Regions from separate parts of the Homo sapiens genome. Here regions 1, 3 and 4 are each linked to region 2. A link is a contact called in ENCODE Hi-C data. All regions are on one chromosome and are shown on one strand. The core of a region is the stretch at or near the end of the contact, and the rest is flanking DNA. Distances in the headings are between cores, read along the strand shown. Region 1 holds the start of CXXC4-AS1 (CXXC4 antisense RNA 1). Region 2 holds the start of SLC39A8 (solute carrier family 39 member 8). Region 3 has its middle 96 kb from the start of DDIT4L-AS1. Region 4 overlaps DAPP1 (dual adaptor of phosphotyrosine and 3-phosphoinositides 1).

Evidence for each region. A loop is a pair of places that touch in the nucleus more often than their neighbours do. Pooled maps may share reads with other maps.
Region 1: a loop to region 2 is called in a pooled map, with 8 times the contacts of the local background. The contact joins the promoter of CXXC4-AS1 here to the promoter of SLC39A8 in region 2. A Hi-C loop is called at or near these places in 2 of 37 single-sample maps with no recorded cell type and 5 of 50 pooled maps.
Region 3: a loop to region 2 is called in a map of ascending aorta, with 3 times the contacts of the local background. The contact joins the enhancer-like site here to the promoter of SLC39A8 in region 2. A Hi-C loop is called at or near these places in 6 of 168 maps with a recorded cell type or tissue (B cell, CD4-positive, alpha-beta T cell, CD4-positive, alpha-beta memory T cell and 3 more) and 15 of 50 pooled maps.
Region 4: a loop to region 2 is called in a pooled map, with 5 times the contacts of the local background. The contact joins the enhancer-like site here to the promoter of SLC39A8 in region 2. A Hi-C loop is called at or near these places in 2 of 37 single-sample maps with no recorded cell type and 10 of 50 pooled maps.

The regions. Positions count from the first base shown.
Region 1 is chr4:104,489,715-104,493,259 of GRCh38, reverse strand. CXXC4-AS1 (CXXC4 antisense RNA 1) reads right to left here and starts at 2,295. Exons shown (of 10, transcript NR_125926.1): 1 at 2,200-2,295. It overlaps CXXC4 (CXXC finger protein 4), which reads left to right. Exons shown (of 3, transcript NM_025212.4): 2 at 1,201-2,516. The coding sequence starts at 1,458. RefSeq lists an enhancer at 879-928.
Region 2 is chr4:102,344,099-102,347,615 of GRCh38, reverse strand. SLC39A8 (solute carrier family 39 member 8) reads left to right here and starts at 2,134. Exons shown (of 9, transcript NM_001135146.2): 1 at 2,134-2,271; 2 at 2,701-3,172. The coding sequence starts at 2,954. RefSeq lists an enhancer at 1,602-1,651 and a silencer at 2,832-3,081.
Region 3 is chr4:100,092,089-100,095,467 of GRCh38, reverse strand. No RefSeq gene overlaps it. Among named protein-coding and RNA genes, the nearest start is that of DDIT4L-AS1, 96 kb to the left of the region's middle. Within about 2 kb of position 1,852, at least 7 of the 41 ENCODE cell types and tissues checked have a DNase peak (open chromatin) inside an H3K27ac peak, as active enhancers do; they include ascending aorta, where a contact is called at or near this core.
Region 4 is chr4:99,845,848-99,849,414 of GRCh38, reverse strand. All of the region lies in intron 3 of DAPP1 (dual adaptor of phosphotyrosine and 3-phosphoinositides 1), which reads right to left. Among named protein-coding and RNA genes, the nearest start is that of DAPP1, 31 kb to the right of the region's middle. Within about 2 kb of position 1,879, at least 6 of the 41 ENCODE cell types and tissues checked have a DNase peak (open chromatin) inside an H3K27ac peak, as active enhancers do.

The DNA.
Region 1 (3,545 bases), core at 1,046-3,545, 2.1 Mb before region 2:
CCTTTGCTTTGCTTCTTAAAAGGCTGTGATGTACTTCTCCCTCTGTAATAAACAACTAAAATACCTCTTCCTAAAGCATAATAATGGCCTGTAAGCAAGGAGATTAATGCAAATACCCAGTTAACATTAAACTTTCCTCTTAAAAAGAGCAAAATTAAAAAATAATTTTGTTATTTTTCTCTGGCAAAGAACACGTTAAAGCCCCCCCCCCTTTTACTCAATGTAAAAATCAGTGATTGTGAGATATCCTTTTCAAAAAGTCCCATGCTTTCCTCTTGTCTTCGGAAGAGACAGCAATCTCCATTAGGAATGATTAGGAATATTCTTATAGAGGCTGCAGGCACTTGGTTTAAAACCTGAGACATTGCTGATATAAATAAATATGTATATATGTAATTATCTGGCTTATCTTTATTTTCTACCTTAAAAAAAATCAAGTAGAACACCACCCTCTTACCCCCACCAAGACCCACCACCAAATGGCTTGTACAATTGAGACCTGTCCTTGGTCCATTGAATTAAGACCCTAACAGAGCCAGCTGTGCTGGGATTCAAACTAATGACCGCAGACACAGAAGGATACTGTGGCAGCTGGTAGTTCTTTTTTCCCTGCCTCTTTAGTTCAGATTGTATGTGGGCAGTCTCTTAGCTCTCAGTTGTATTGTGTTTGCTTACAGTTTATACTCGGATGTATTGTAGACTTTTTCAGTACTTCATTTGCTAATTTCCTGTTCATTTTCCTCATAGGGCCATTGCTGTTTTCTACTTTACAGCATTTGCATGCCCAGGCAGCACTTGTTCACACATTTCATAATGTTTAAATGCCCTCTGCTTATAGGTAGTATCGCCCTCCCACCCATGATTTGCATGTCTTTAGCACTCCAATTGCCCTTTTCCTTAGGCGTTTGTCACCCCCGTCTTCCTTCTTTCCCTGGGTATCCTGGCTATTAATACATTTTCTCAGGAGGGTTATAAGAATAGGGGGGAGGAGCTGTGGTTTGCTGTGGGGAGGGAGGGAGCGGGGGTTGGGAGAGTTGGGGGGGATGGGCTGGGGGGGGTCACGTCTTGATGATTCTTATGCAAACGACCTGATGGAAGAATGTGGGAGCTTTCGGTGTCTGCGGTGGGTTAGTGAGGGAGGTTGTTTATTTTTAATCTTTTTCCTCGTGCAGCTCGTTGGAATGACTTTCTTTATTTTAGTTGTAACAGTTGGAGGATAATGCAAAGGAAGACGCTGCCTGGGAATTCACCGTCTGTGGAAATGAGCCCCAGAGAGGAATAAAGCAGCCCTCACCTTGCTCTCCCCACCCGAACCCACTTTCCCCACCCGCCTCGGCCCCCACCCCAACACCACCATCACTCCCTTCCCTCCCCCCCACCTTTCCCCCTTTTCCACCCAGGTGTCGGACCAGGCGGTCCCCACTTCCACCCTGCACCCCTTCTTCCCCCCCTGCACCATGAACACCAATGTCTGCGTGGAGCCCGGGCCGAGCCCGGAGGCCCCGGGCTTGCCCAAGGAAAGCCACTTGCCCGAGGGGGCTCTGAACAGCCTTGTGGATTACAACTCGGAAATGGAGCGCTACCGCTCCTTTGCCACCTCCTTCTACAAGACCAACGGGGGCGCCTTCCCACAGGCGGCCAAGATCGCGCGCATCACCACCCCCATCTTCCCCAGCAGCGCCGCCGCCGCCGCGGCCGCCGCGCGCATCGGCATGTCCCCCTGGAACTGCGACAACGCGGCCACCGCCGCCGCCGCCACCGCCATGCTCTGGGGCAGCGGCGGGGGCGGGGGCGGCGGCGGGGGGGGTGGCGGCGGCGGCGGCGGCGGCGGAGGCGGGGGCGGGGGTGGTGGGGGCGGCAGGAAATCCTCCTCCGCCGCCGCCTCCTCCTCCGCCTCCTCCTCCTCGGCGATCCTCCCCGCCGGCGGTGGCGGCGGCGGCGGCGGCGGCGGCAGCAGGACCAGCATGCACCACCGAAACGACTCCCAGAGGCTGGGGAAAGCTGGCTGCCCGCCAGAGCCGTCGTTGCAAATGGCAAATACTAATTTCCTCTCCACCTTATCCCCTGAACACTGCAGACCTTTGGCGGGGGAATGCATGAACAAGCTCAAATGCGGCGCTGCTGAAGCAGAGATAATGAATCTCCCCGAGCGCGTGGGGACTTTTTCCGCTATCCCGGCTTTAGGGGGCATCTCATTACCTCCAGGGGTCATCGTCATGACAGCCCTTCACTCCCCCGCAGCAGCCTCAGCAGCCGTCACAGACAGTGCGTTTCAAATTGCCAATCTGGCAGACTGCCCGCAGAATCATTCCTCCTCCTCCTCGTCCTCCTCAGGGGGAGCTGGCGGAGCCAACCCAGCCAAGAAGAAGAGGAAAAGGTGTGGGGTCTGCGTGCCCTGCAAGAGGCTCATCAACTGTGGCGTCTGCAGCAGTTGCAGGAACCGCAAAACGGGACACCAGATCTGCAAATTTAGAAAATGTGAAGAGCTAAAGAAAAAACCTGGCACTTCACTAGAGGTCAGAGGAGATGATTTCTTGTTTCCCAGTCTCCCCCCTTCCCTCCTCACTCCCTCTCCCCTTCAGGGATTCTTGTCTGGCTTCAAGATGCAGTACCCCTTCTCAGAAGCTTCATTCAGGTGGTAAGAGTTGTAGGTGGTTTGCGAAAGGCTTGGCCTCTCCACCACCCGCACCAGCTGCACTTCACGTGACACCGCCCTTCTGATAGAGAGAGTGCCCTCCTTTTTATCCCTGGGGGAAAAATAATGTAATTGAAGAATCAGAAGTTTCACATTCAATATGCTCAATATTTTCCCTTGGTGGTTTAAAATGCCCCCTCCTCCTCATTAAAAAGGGTGGGGCATCTTGCCCAAAGGACTGGACACATCACATCCTATACAAGTTTACTGGCTAAGTTAGTGGCCCATTTATAACAGTGAGGACACAGTTTGTGGTACACAAGCCTGTTCTCATTAAAAAACCGGTAACAAACCACACAGCAGTATTCAATGAAGTTGAAACACCTGGATTCAGAAGGGGATTTCCTACCCTTTTCTAGAATCATTTTTCTACTCATCAAGGCAGAATGTTTTCTATTTTATTTTCTGCGTATCTGATATTTTTGGAGAAAGCTGAAACTGTGTAGGAAGCGGATTTCTACCTGCAAATTTTGAGGAGATGTGACTTAGAATAAAGGGATACAATTAGTTAATTTCAGGGCAGATAAGAGTGATTTTGTTTAAAAATTATTTTATGTGGTTTTAGAATGAATAATTTCTAAAACTCAGTTACAAAAAAAGTATTTCCCCTGGGCTCTGCATTGGACAAAGTAACCATTTTGTGGTTACAAAGTTGGTGTATACACCAAGCACAGTTTTGGTTGATACCTTATATGGTCAATAATAGTTTCTTTTACCTATAGGTCTTTAAAACAGATATTGTACAGATGCTCACTAAAGTAATTGTTAAATTAGGTTATGAATTATGCTAAATACAGAGATTGATACCTTTGATAAAAATTTTGTATTGTGTCCTGATCAAAACAAAAAT
Region 2 (3,517 bases), core at 885-3,384:
ACAAGCGTGCGCCACCATGCCTGGCTAATTTTTGTACTTTTAGTAGACACAGGGTTTTTACATGTTGGCCAGGTTGGTCTGAACTCCTGATCTCAAGCTATCTGCCCACCTTATTCTCCCAAAGTGCTGAGATTACAGGCGTGAGCCACAGTGCCCAGCCAAGATTTGTATTTTTAAAAACCTTTTATATTTGTTAAAATCTAACACTTTATGGACAAATTTAGTTTTAGAAAAGCTGGAAATAAACAACTTGCTGGGTATAGATTAGCCATTTAGAGCATTCATTAATTTCCAAAAATCATTTTGCATCACGGAGGTCCAAAGGAAAAATAGGCAACAAACTATATTTTAAAATCCAATGAAAGGCTTGAAGAGTCCCACGAGCTGAGTGATTTAAGAGGACAACTGTGATATTAACTTACTTCTGGCCCTTAGATGAAATATTTGCCCTTTTAGCATCAACATAATTCTGTAAATTATTATTAACAAATACGTAGATTTTATAATTGGAAAGAGCACAGTATTAAGATCATTTAGTTCATCTCCCTTCAGGCATGAATCCTCCTACCACCTACTAAAGGCGGTCACCCAGGATCTGTTGATTTGAATCACTTTTGATCATGGAGAAATCACTATCTTCCAAGGCAGCCATGCCTTATAATTCCACAGAAACCTTCCTCTGGGTGACTTTGCCCCATGACTGCTGCCTTCTGTCCTCTGAAGTTAGATATAATATAGTTAAACCTTCTTCCATATGACAATCCTTCAGCTTCGTCTGCCTAGATCCTTAGCCTCTGGGAATGTTCTCTACCTGTCTCTTTCTTCTGCAGTTATGTCTTTAGGTTCCTCTTCTAAGATTAAGATTTTTTCCCTTTCCCCATCTTTTCCCCTTTGTCTAGACTTAATGTCTCTTTAAAATGTGCTATTTTAGGAGGCTGTGCATTCTCCTGATGAAAGGCAAGAACGGCATCTTGTATTCTTTTTATTGTCCTTAGTCACGTGAATGCAAAATGTCTGAGACAGGTCTCAGTCAATTTAGAAAGTTTATTTTGGCAAGGTTAAGGATGTGCCCCTGACACAGCCTCAGGAAGTCCTGAGACATGTGCCCAAGGTGGTCGGGGGTACAGTTTGCTTTTATATATTTTAGAGAGACATGAGACATCAATCAATATGTGTAAGATGTACATTGGTTCAGTCCAGTAAGGTGAGACAATTGGAAGTGGGGGCTTCCAGGTTAGAAGTATAATAGACAAGAGACAAAAGGTTGCATTCTTTTGAGGCCATGATCAGCCTTCCACTCAATAGACAGTTTAGTCTGGCCCAGTGAATCTGCATTTTTTGCATAAACGATGGAGAAGAGAAAGCAATCAGATATGCATTTGTCTCAGGTGAGCCTCAGAGGGATGAATTTGAATAGAATGGCAGGCAGGTTTGCCCTAAGCTGGTCCCTTCTTGATGTTTCCCTTTAGCTTGGTGATTTTGAAGTCTCAAGATTTATTTTCCTTTCACAGCCATCTAACAGTGAAGCATGGTTTCACTTTACACTTGAACCACTATATCCACCAGATACAAACTTTGCCTCAAACACCACACTCACTTTACACAAACCTGTTGACATCACACCTAAGTCAGCTTTTCTTGAGCTCCCATATGAACAAATAAACATTCCTCTGATCTGCGGATATCCCGCCAGGAAGGGCCGGCTTGGGCAGTGCTGGCTCAGCTAGCCCGCCACCGCTACCATTGGATTTCCTCTTTCTCCTCTGATTTTAAGAAGTGAGAAAAAAAAGCAATTCCTGTTAATTATGTAGACAATGCAAGGGTCTCCAGGCTCCATTTCAGCAAGTTGGTTTCATCAAGATCACGAAAAGATGCATGCGTCCCCGAGACCAGAGAGGAGTTAGGGACCCCGACACGGAGGTGGCATCAGGTAACCCTCAGGAGTGAGGGTGGGGAAGAGGGCATGGCTGATGCTGGGAATGAGCAGCGCCCGCGGAGGGAAGGCCGGCGGTCCTGCGCCCCGGCGTGGACGCGCGCGGGAGTTCAGGCTGGGGAAATGGGTCACCACGTGCTACGGAGGCGGGGACAGGGCCCTCCTCCCCTTATTTGTAAAGAGCGCCGGAGCGGATCGCGGAGTTTCACCGCGGACCTGTCAGAGATACAGAGGTTGTGGGGGCGGGAGACAGAAAGAGAGAGAGATCCAGAGACCGAGTCTTACGTTGACACGCAGAGAGAAAGACGCAGAGACAGACAAACAAACAGATAGGAGAGGTGAGAGGCCAGCGAGTGCTTCCGATTAACTTGCCAAGCTCAGAGAAGATCCGGGGAGAGGGAGGGTCCCCTTTAAACGCGCAATCCCCAGGACTCCGGAAGAGCCCTTTTCTGCAGCTCCTTGGGGACTGCACGTCTCACTTCTAAGTTTGCGGCGGAGAGAATAAAGCAGAAAGACAGGAAGAGGAGGTGGAGTTCTACAGTTAGTGTGGTTTTAGTTTTTCCTAAGAAGTGGCGTGGTTTGGGGCTTTATATCCGGGAGGAGCATATGTACGCAAATCCTGGGGCGTTTGCAAACCCGGATCCGGGGCGTCTGGCCCCATGCCCGGCCGGGCGTTTGAGGGCTACTGCCACGCAGCGTTTCTGGAGCCTGCCGGCTGGTGCCCTGGTGGCCTTTATCTCTGTCCCCCTTTGTCCTCTTTATCTCAGGCTCTCCAGGAGGCCGGGGGGCCCACTCCGCCTATCGCTCCCCTCGGCTACGCTGCCACTTCAATGCCCCGCAGGTCGCGAGCTGCTGTTCTTTCGAAGGCGTCGGAGAACCAGGGGCGTCCCGCGCCACCTCTGACTCGGAGCAGCGCCGAGCACTGACGCTCCCGCCCTTGGGCAAGGACGCCAGTGCGCCCGCGCGCGTCCCTCTGCGCGGCAGCCCGTCGCGGGCCCTCAAGGGGAAGCCCAGGCCAGGATGGCCCCGGGTCGCGCGGTGGCCGGGCTCCTGTTGCTGGCGGCCGCCGGCCTCGGAGGAGTGGCGGAGGGGCCAGGGCTAGCCTTCAGCGAGGATGTGCTGAGCGTGTTCGGCGCGAATCTGAGCCTGTCGGCGGCGCAGCTCCAGCACTTGCTGGAGCAGATGGGAGCCGCCTCCCGCGTGGGCGTCCCGGAGCCTGGCCAGCTGCACTTCAACCAGGTAAGGCCGCCAGGTCCGGGCAGCCCTCCGTACTGTGGGTGTCCCTAGACTTCACTTTGTATATGAGCCGTTTTTATTTGGGAAAAGTGCAGGAGAAAGAATCTTGTTATATTTCTCAAGTAGAAGGCGGTATCTGGTGACACTTGCTTTTCACTAGACGAGGCTGAAGGATTAAAAGGTTAACGTTGTTAAGGGATTTGGCAGCCGGAAACTGCAGTTTTACGCCTGATGAACTGAGAGGTCCGACTCTGGTGATTTTAACATTTTATAGAAAACTTTATGAAGTAGTTGAGGGTGTGACGCCACTTTAACAGATGCTTTTTAGATAGGAATGAGTTACTTAAA
Region 3 (3,379 bases), core at 603-3,102, 2.3 Mb after region 2:
AGATCTTCTTTTTCCTTTCCTTACTTTGTTTTCCTTTGAAAGTGGCCATTGATGTTTTTAAAAAGGGTTCTACTAGTTTATCCGTTGTATCTATTTTAAGGCACTGTTGGGTGGGGAGATGGTAACGTGAGCACAAATAAATTACATCATTATCATTTTCTCCTACGTTGACCATGGTTAAGGTTTTAGTCATGCGCAAGTGACTTAAAATTACATAATATGTATTTTGGCAATCCATCCTTGCTGTAGTTCAGCTCCCTGAATTTCAGAAGAAATGGGCCACTTAATAAGCCTCATCCAAGGGACTTCAGAGTCATTTCACCTTCATAAATCCTTGGAATTTCTACATGATAAAACTAGATTATGCAGAAGGTGTAATACATGAGGATGAGGCATATTTCCAGCAAATACGTAAGCACTGGGAGACTAATAATAGCCAAACACCTTACTCTACTAACAATTAGGAGGAATATAAGAAGAGGGTGCTTTGGTGTTTGAAGCGTCTAAGCCTTGGTTTCTTATTTTACACTTTCGTTTGGAGGGCAGATTGTTTTGAGTCAACATAAAGTGACTTCAGCTGAAGGGAGACTGGGATGTTCACAGTGGGCCTATAAACATTTTTAAAAACATCATTCAACGTTGATTCTGCCTTCACGGAGAGCCTACACTACACCAGGCACTGGGTTGGGCACTGTGACAGGGCTGATTCAAATAAACCCTTATGATATTTCCCTGTTGCTAAACTTCCAGAGTATTGACTGGCAATTTTTGGCCAACCTTCAAGCCTGATACATTCTTCTTTATTTGTCAATCTACCCTTTTGGTAATGTGGTAAAGAATCAAGTGTTTCTCTTCAGCAGCAATTCATCAGATAATTGCTCACTTTATTTAGTTGATGTGGACACAGCCAATCTATGTCATTCTGGTCAAAATAATACATTTGCCCTAACATTAGTGTTTTTTGTTTGTTTGTTTGTTTTTACTCTGAATTAAGCACATGAGGCCCTCAACAGAACCTGCATTAGACATAGCACCTGGTGGACAAAATATCCCTAATAAGCATTTGCTTGATTACATTCAGGCTTTAATTTTATTATCTAGAAAAGTGCTATTTCACCTTTATAGGTTTGGATTTGGTTATGTACTTTAAAAGCTTCAGGTAAAACAATGAGTAGATTCCTTTGTGAGAGCCCTCACAGTAAAACCAGAAGGCTGAAGGATACTGAGAGCATAGCCTGGATTGCGGATCCTAATTGACCAGTGCTGTGGTCTTACCTGGGTCATTTATCAGCTGTAAACAGTAGGCAAATTGTTTAATCTGAATGTCTCCTTCCTAATATTAGCATTTAGAACAATAATTCCAACTGGATGAGGTTATTTTTGAGATTTAATAATATAATAAATGTAAAGCCCATGGCATATATCAGACTTTTAATACATGTTTATTTCCTTTTTTCCCTCTCTCCTAGCAAAAATTTAACTTTGTCTTGAAGCTTGCCAAATAAGAAGGCCCCCAAAGTTGCTTGCTCTTGCAAGGATTACAGACTCTCATATTCACTCAAGTACTTAAGAAGTGTCAGGCACATTCCAAACTCCAAAGGAAATTAAATGCTGTTCCCCTGCCACCCACTCTGTCCCCCAGGGACCCCAAGCACATTAAAATAACATTAAGGCAATGATTTAAGCTGAAAATTGGGCTGCCAGGGAAAGCACCAGGCCCCAGTTCTCAGAAGCTTAGCTATACCTATGGGCACAACAGGGTGGCTCCCCTGGCTGGCTGACGTCAGAGCTTAAAGTTGTTTTTACCCCTGGCATTTGTGGGAAGGAAAGGGAGGGGTGAGGAGCGCGGGTGCCTCTTGTTCATTAAAAAAGCCTTCTGGGGACCCCTAGTGGCCACCAGCTATCATAGGTTTCTCTGCCAAAAGAAATCATGAGGCCTCAGGAAAACTACCTGGGGCTTCAATTGTATTTGTCTTCGTTCTCTCCTCAGTGATCCAAGTTTTTTCTCGGAAGTTAGTGGTTAAAAGGTAACCACTTTGTAACAGGCCTGTACAGCTCTCAAGTTTAGAAATTGGAGTTACGGGTGGCATAGACATCAAAATGATGGCATCAAATTGAAGGAGAGCTCTGAAATCCTCTTTTAATCCTCACCAGGAAAGCAGAAGGCAGAGCAAGCAGGCTGAAGACTGACAGAGAAGCATTTGCATGTCCTCCATGAGCCCTGATTTTCATGGGAACAGCTGTCTCAGTGACTGCATACAAGGTCCCACTTCTTAGATCTGTTCCCGGAGACGCAAGAGAAGAAGTAGAATAATAAGTCAAGGCTGTCCTGCTCATAAACAAATGTCAGACTCTTGTAGCTGGTGTGTTTCTGCTTCCTGAGTCTTTATTTCCCAAACCCCAGTGAACATAAGCAATAAAGCTATATCATGCTGGGGAATAAATAATAAATGATTCAGCCTCGACTCCAGGCATGTGTGGAGAATAGATATGGACCCAGCAAGGATTTATATACACAAAGCACCACGACACTCCTGGTGAGAAACTTTTCCTTTCGGGGAGAAACTGAGAAAACACAAGTTTGTTTCAAAGTGGAACAGGGGGTGATTTTGGAAACAACATAGTGTTAGTCATTCAGATTAATCTTCAATTCAGCCCTCCAAGCCTCAGTTCTTTCCTCGCAATGATGAGGCCCAAAGCTAACTCCTCTTTCGGCAATTAAAGAAGAGAGTGCAACACCACACTTAACATCCACTAACAGATGAGGTACCAGAAGCTTCAGCGTAGCCTAGAGACAGCACACTAGGCATAGCTATTAAGGACCCACCTTCAGAAATTTGCAATCTTGTGTTGTTAAATTAAATAAGCAGGAGACCATTGGCCTGGGACTGTCTCATATTTTGAGGTCCTACATAACAAACCACAACCTAATCTAGTACATAAACAAGCCAAAACCTAACTTAGGAGTATATTTTCTTCTTGCGAGTAGCCAAGTTTCAACCAATCACAAACAGCTGACCATCAAGCCAATCACAGGGAGCCAACTGATCAGATCATGCTCAAATAAGGCAGATGCCTCAACACGCCGTGGCCCAAAAAGGCAAATGCCTAGCCGAAGCCAATCAGATGATTTTTTTTCTATTTTTCTTCTGTGTTCATCCTATAAAAGCTTACTGCTTACACTGCTGGGTGGAGCTCTTAAAACCTCTTCCGGTTCTGAGTATTGCTCAATTCACGAGTTGTTCTTTGATCAAATAAAGTCTGTTAAACGAATTTGTCTAAAATTCTTCTATAACAATATCTCTGGCTTTCTTGCTGACTGTCCTGCCTTAGTGGTCACTGGAGGTAGAGCTATCACTTGCGGCATTAGCTGCGACAG
Region 4 (3,567 bases), core at 630-3,129, 2.5 Mb after region 2:
ATAATGAAGGCAGATGAGTGAATGAATTAATGAATGAATGCTACAGTAATGCAGGCTTGAACCAAGAAAGAACCTGGGATGAACCAGCCTCCCAGGTCCACAATTCTCCAGGCCTGAGGCAAGAAAGGACAATAACCGCAGGCATAACTTTTCAAATCTCTGTTGGAGGAACCCAAATTCTATTTTGAAAACCTCCTCTAAAGTTTAATTCAACAAAAGTAAAACAAAGGAAAATGGCATTGAGTCAACCAAGAGAGTAAAACTGACTGTAGATTGATTTTAACTAGTAACCCCACAAATGAGGCTAAACTAAATTGTGAGATGAAGATGACAAAGTACTTATAAAACGGCAACTTATACTGATAAAAATCTGGTGTCCTAAAAGACAGTTCTCCTTAGATGACTATTCTTGCCCAAGGAAGAGCCAATATACAGACTTCTTGGCATGGCTGTGAGGCTTAATGATTTCCCCTTCTGCAGAGATTGTACCTCCCAGTATACAGAGATAGGTTCCCTATAACCATGTTATACCTCCAGACCTGGCCCGGCCCTCGAATACCTGACCTGGTCACACTAATTGGATTCACTTCTTGGGGATCCACTTAATTGCTTCTCTAGAGAGAAGGTCCACCAACTCAATTTCTGAACTACATGAAGTAGACTATTGTTTCCTGCCTTTGACATGAAACCTGGTTTCAGAAAGGCTGAGCGGAGGTACACTTCTGAGACGATCAGAGATGAATCAAGACAGACACATCAATTGACTGAAAGCCTCAGACTTGCCATGATTACTAAGCAGATTCCTTGTTGTCTCTTGGTTGTTCAACTTGCCCTTAAATTCTGGGAGGGTATATTGTTAATATCCTTTTAAAAAATTCTGCTCCTGGGCAGGGCGCGGTGGCCCATGCCTGTAATCCCAGCACTTTGGGAGGCCGAGGCATACGGATCACAAGGTCAGGAGATGGAGACCATCCTGGCTAACACGGTGAAACCCCGTCTTTACTAAAAAAAATACAAAAATTAGCCAGGCGTGGTGGCATGCGTCTGTAGTCCCAGCTACTTGGGAGGCTGAAGCAGGAGAATCCCTTTAACCCGGGAGGCGGAGGTTGCAGTGAGCCGAGATCGTGCCACTGCACTCCAGCCTGGGCAACAGAGTGAGACCCCATCACAAAAAAAAAAAAAAATTCTGCTCCTGTTCCCTGTTCTTGTACCCTACTCACTTAAAAACAAAATCAAAAACAAGACCAAAAAAACCCAGCTAGCCAGAGCTGGTTTCTGTCATTTCCAATCAAAAGAAACTTATCAGCCGGGCGCGGTGGCTCATGCCTGTAATCCCAGCACTTTTGGAGGCCGAGGGGGCGGATCATGAGGTCAGGAGATCAAGACCATCCTGGCCAACATGATGAAACCCCGTCTCTACTACAAATACAAAAATTAGCCGGGCATGGTGGCGCATGCCTGTAATCCCAGCTACTCGGGAGGCTGAGACAGGAGAATCGCTTGAACCAGGGAGTCAGAGGTTGCAGTGAGCCGAGATGGCGCCACTGTACTCCAGCCTGGCAACAGAGTGAGACTCTGTCTCAAAACAAACAAACAAACAAACAAACAAACAAACTTATCTACTGTCGCTACCACAGACTCTTAATACTTTGCCTCCAAGGTCCAAGTTAGTGCCTCAGCTCGGGAAGAAAGGGACCCTGGGTTACTGAGATTCAGACCAAATGAACTCCAGGACTCAGCTGGGAGATTTAGAAAAAGGCAACAGGAGGCAGGGGTAGCAGAGCAAGAAGAATGAGGAAGACCAGTAACCACAGGCCTTGGAAACTTGGCTATAAGTTTCACTTCAGTTTCTGAACTACGTAAAGGTGACTATTGTTTCCTGCCTTTGACATGAAACCTGGTTTCAGCCATGCTTAGCGGAGGTATGTTTTTGAGATGATCAGAGCTGGACCAAGGCAGGCATTTCCATTTACTTTGACTGAATGGTAACTTACAGTTATGTGTAAGAGTTACATATATAACTGTATGCAATAATATGAAATTGCATTGAAGGACCCTTTATCTTGTATTCCAGCAGGAACTCAGAAAGAGAGTAAGAACAGTCTCAATTCTTAGGCATTGGTTTGGTATCTGAAATAGAGTGTAGCACAGGGTACACAAAACTCCTAAAGAAAAACTTTTGTTTAGAGTATTTATTTTATGCAGTGAGGTCAGTGCTTATTCATCAGGTACCCCAGCTAGCCTGTAAGGTGTTTGAAGGCAAGAATAATATCTGATTTATCTTTCTATGTTATCAGTGGCTCACAGGGCCATTTCACTCAAAACATTTTGTTGAATTAAATTAAAATCAGATCATGTCCATCCGTGTTTCATTACTGCCCTCAGGTTCAGAAAATAAGCTCTGCAACTGGCATAATGAGTTCCTCTCTCCCCTCCTTCCAATGAGAAGTAGATTTCTTGGGGTTGGTGGGAGAGAATAGGGTTATTCAAGATCTTTTTCCTTCCTTCTTTGCCACCTGCTCTGCAAATGGACTTTAAGCCTTGTTCATTTACATGTGAAGGGGTTTTAATATTTAATTTCCAGTCTCATAGGGTGAAGTGCACTGAACTAGGAGAGACATACCAGTTAGTCAGTGTAGGAGAAAATTCTGTTCAAATATCCAAGTCAAGTCACTATTTTTGGAGTGCTCACTTGATTCTACCACTTATATGAGTCCACTATGGAACTAGATTAAAGTTTGAAGAGGACATCACAAACATTTGATAAATGCAAATTCAATTGTCCCTAAACTAATTCTTTATTATTTATCAAAGAACGTACAGCTTTTGCATAGAATCTGATGGAATTAATAACCATAAAAGCATTTTATTAAATATGAATAATAATTATTGAATACTTATACTATGCTAAGAATCATTCCAAATGTCCTATGTGCCTAATTTCATTCAATCTTCACAATAAGTCATTAAAGTATGAGCTACTACCATCTAATCAGTTTCATAAGATGATGAAACTGAAGCTCAGAGAGATTATTTAACTTACCTGAGGAGACACACAGAGCCGGCAAATGGCAGAGGCTGGAGTTGAAACTTAGAATTTGTGTGTTTACTCATTATACCATAATTATTCTCAGCCTCAATCTAGTCACCATGGAAACTTCTAGGGCATGTGAAATACTGTGCTGTATTGTGGGCAAGAGTTGACATGTATAAATCAAAGTTTGAAGAAATTGATTCTTTAGGAGGCAGCTTGAGAAAGGAGATGTGAGTTTTTGCTTCCCCATTTCTAACCAGGCCTCAGTTTCTTCATTTATAAAGGAAAAATGCAATAGTCCCTGAGCTCCCTTTCAATTCTAACATCCTGTAAATCTAACTAAGCATACAGGCCCAAATAAGGGGAAAAAAACATCGAGAAGCTTCATTACCAAATGCTTGTACTGCTTCCTGTAAATGTACAATATTCATTTGAAATACTTTGTTCCTGCTGTCATTTGATCTTACCTCTCATTTTCCCTTTCTTTCAGTTTCTCTCTCAAGCTGTAAATTTTATTTTACTTTGTTATACTT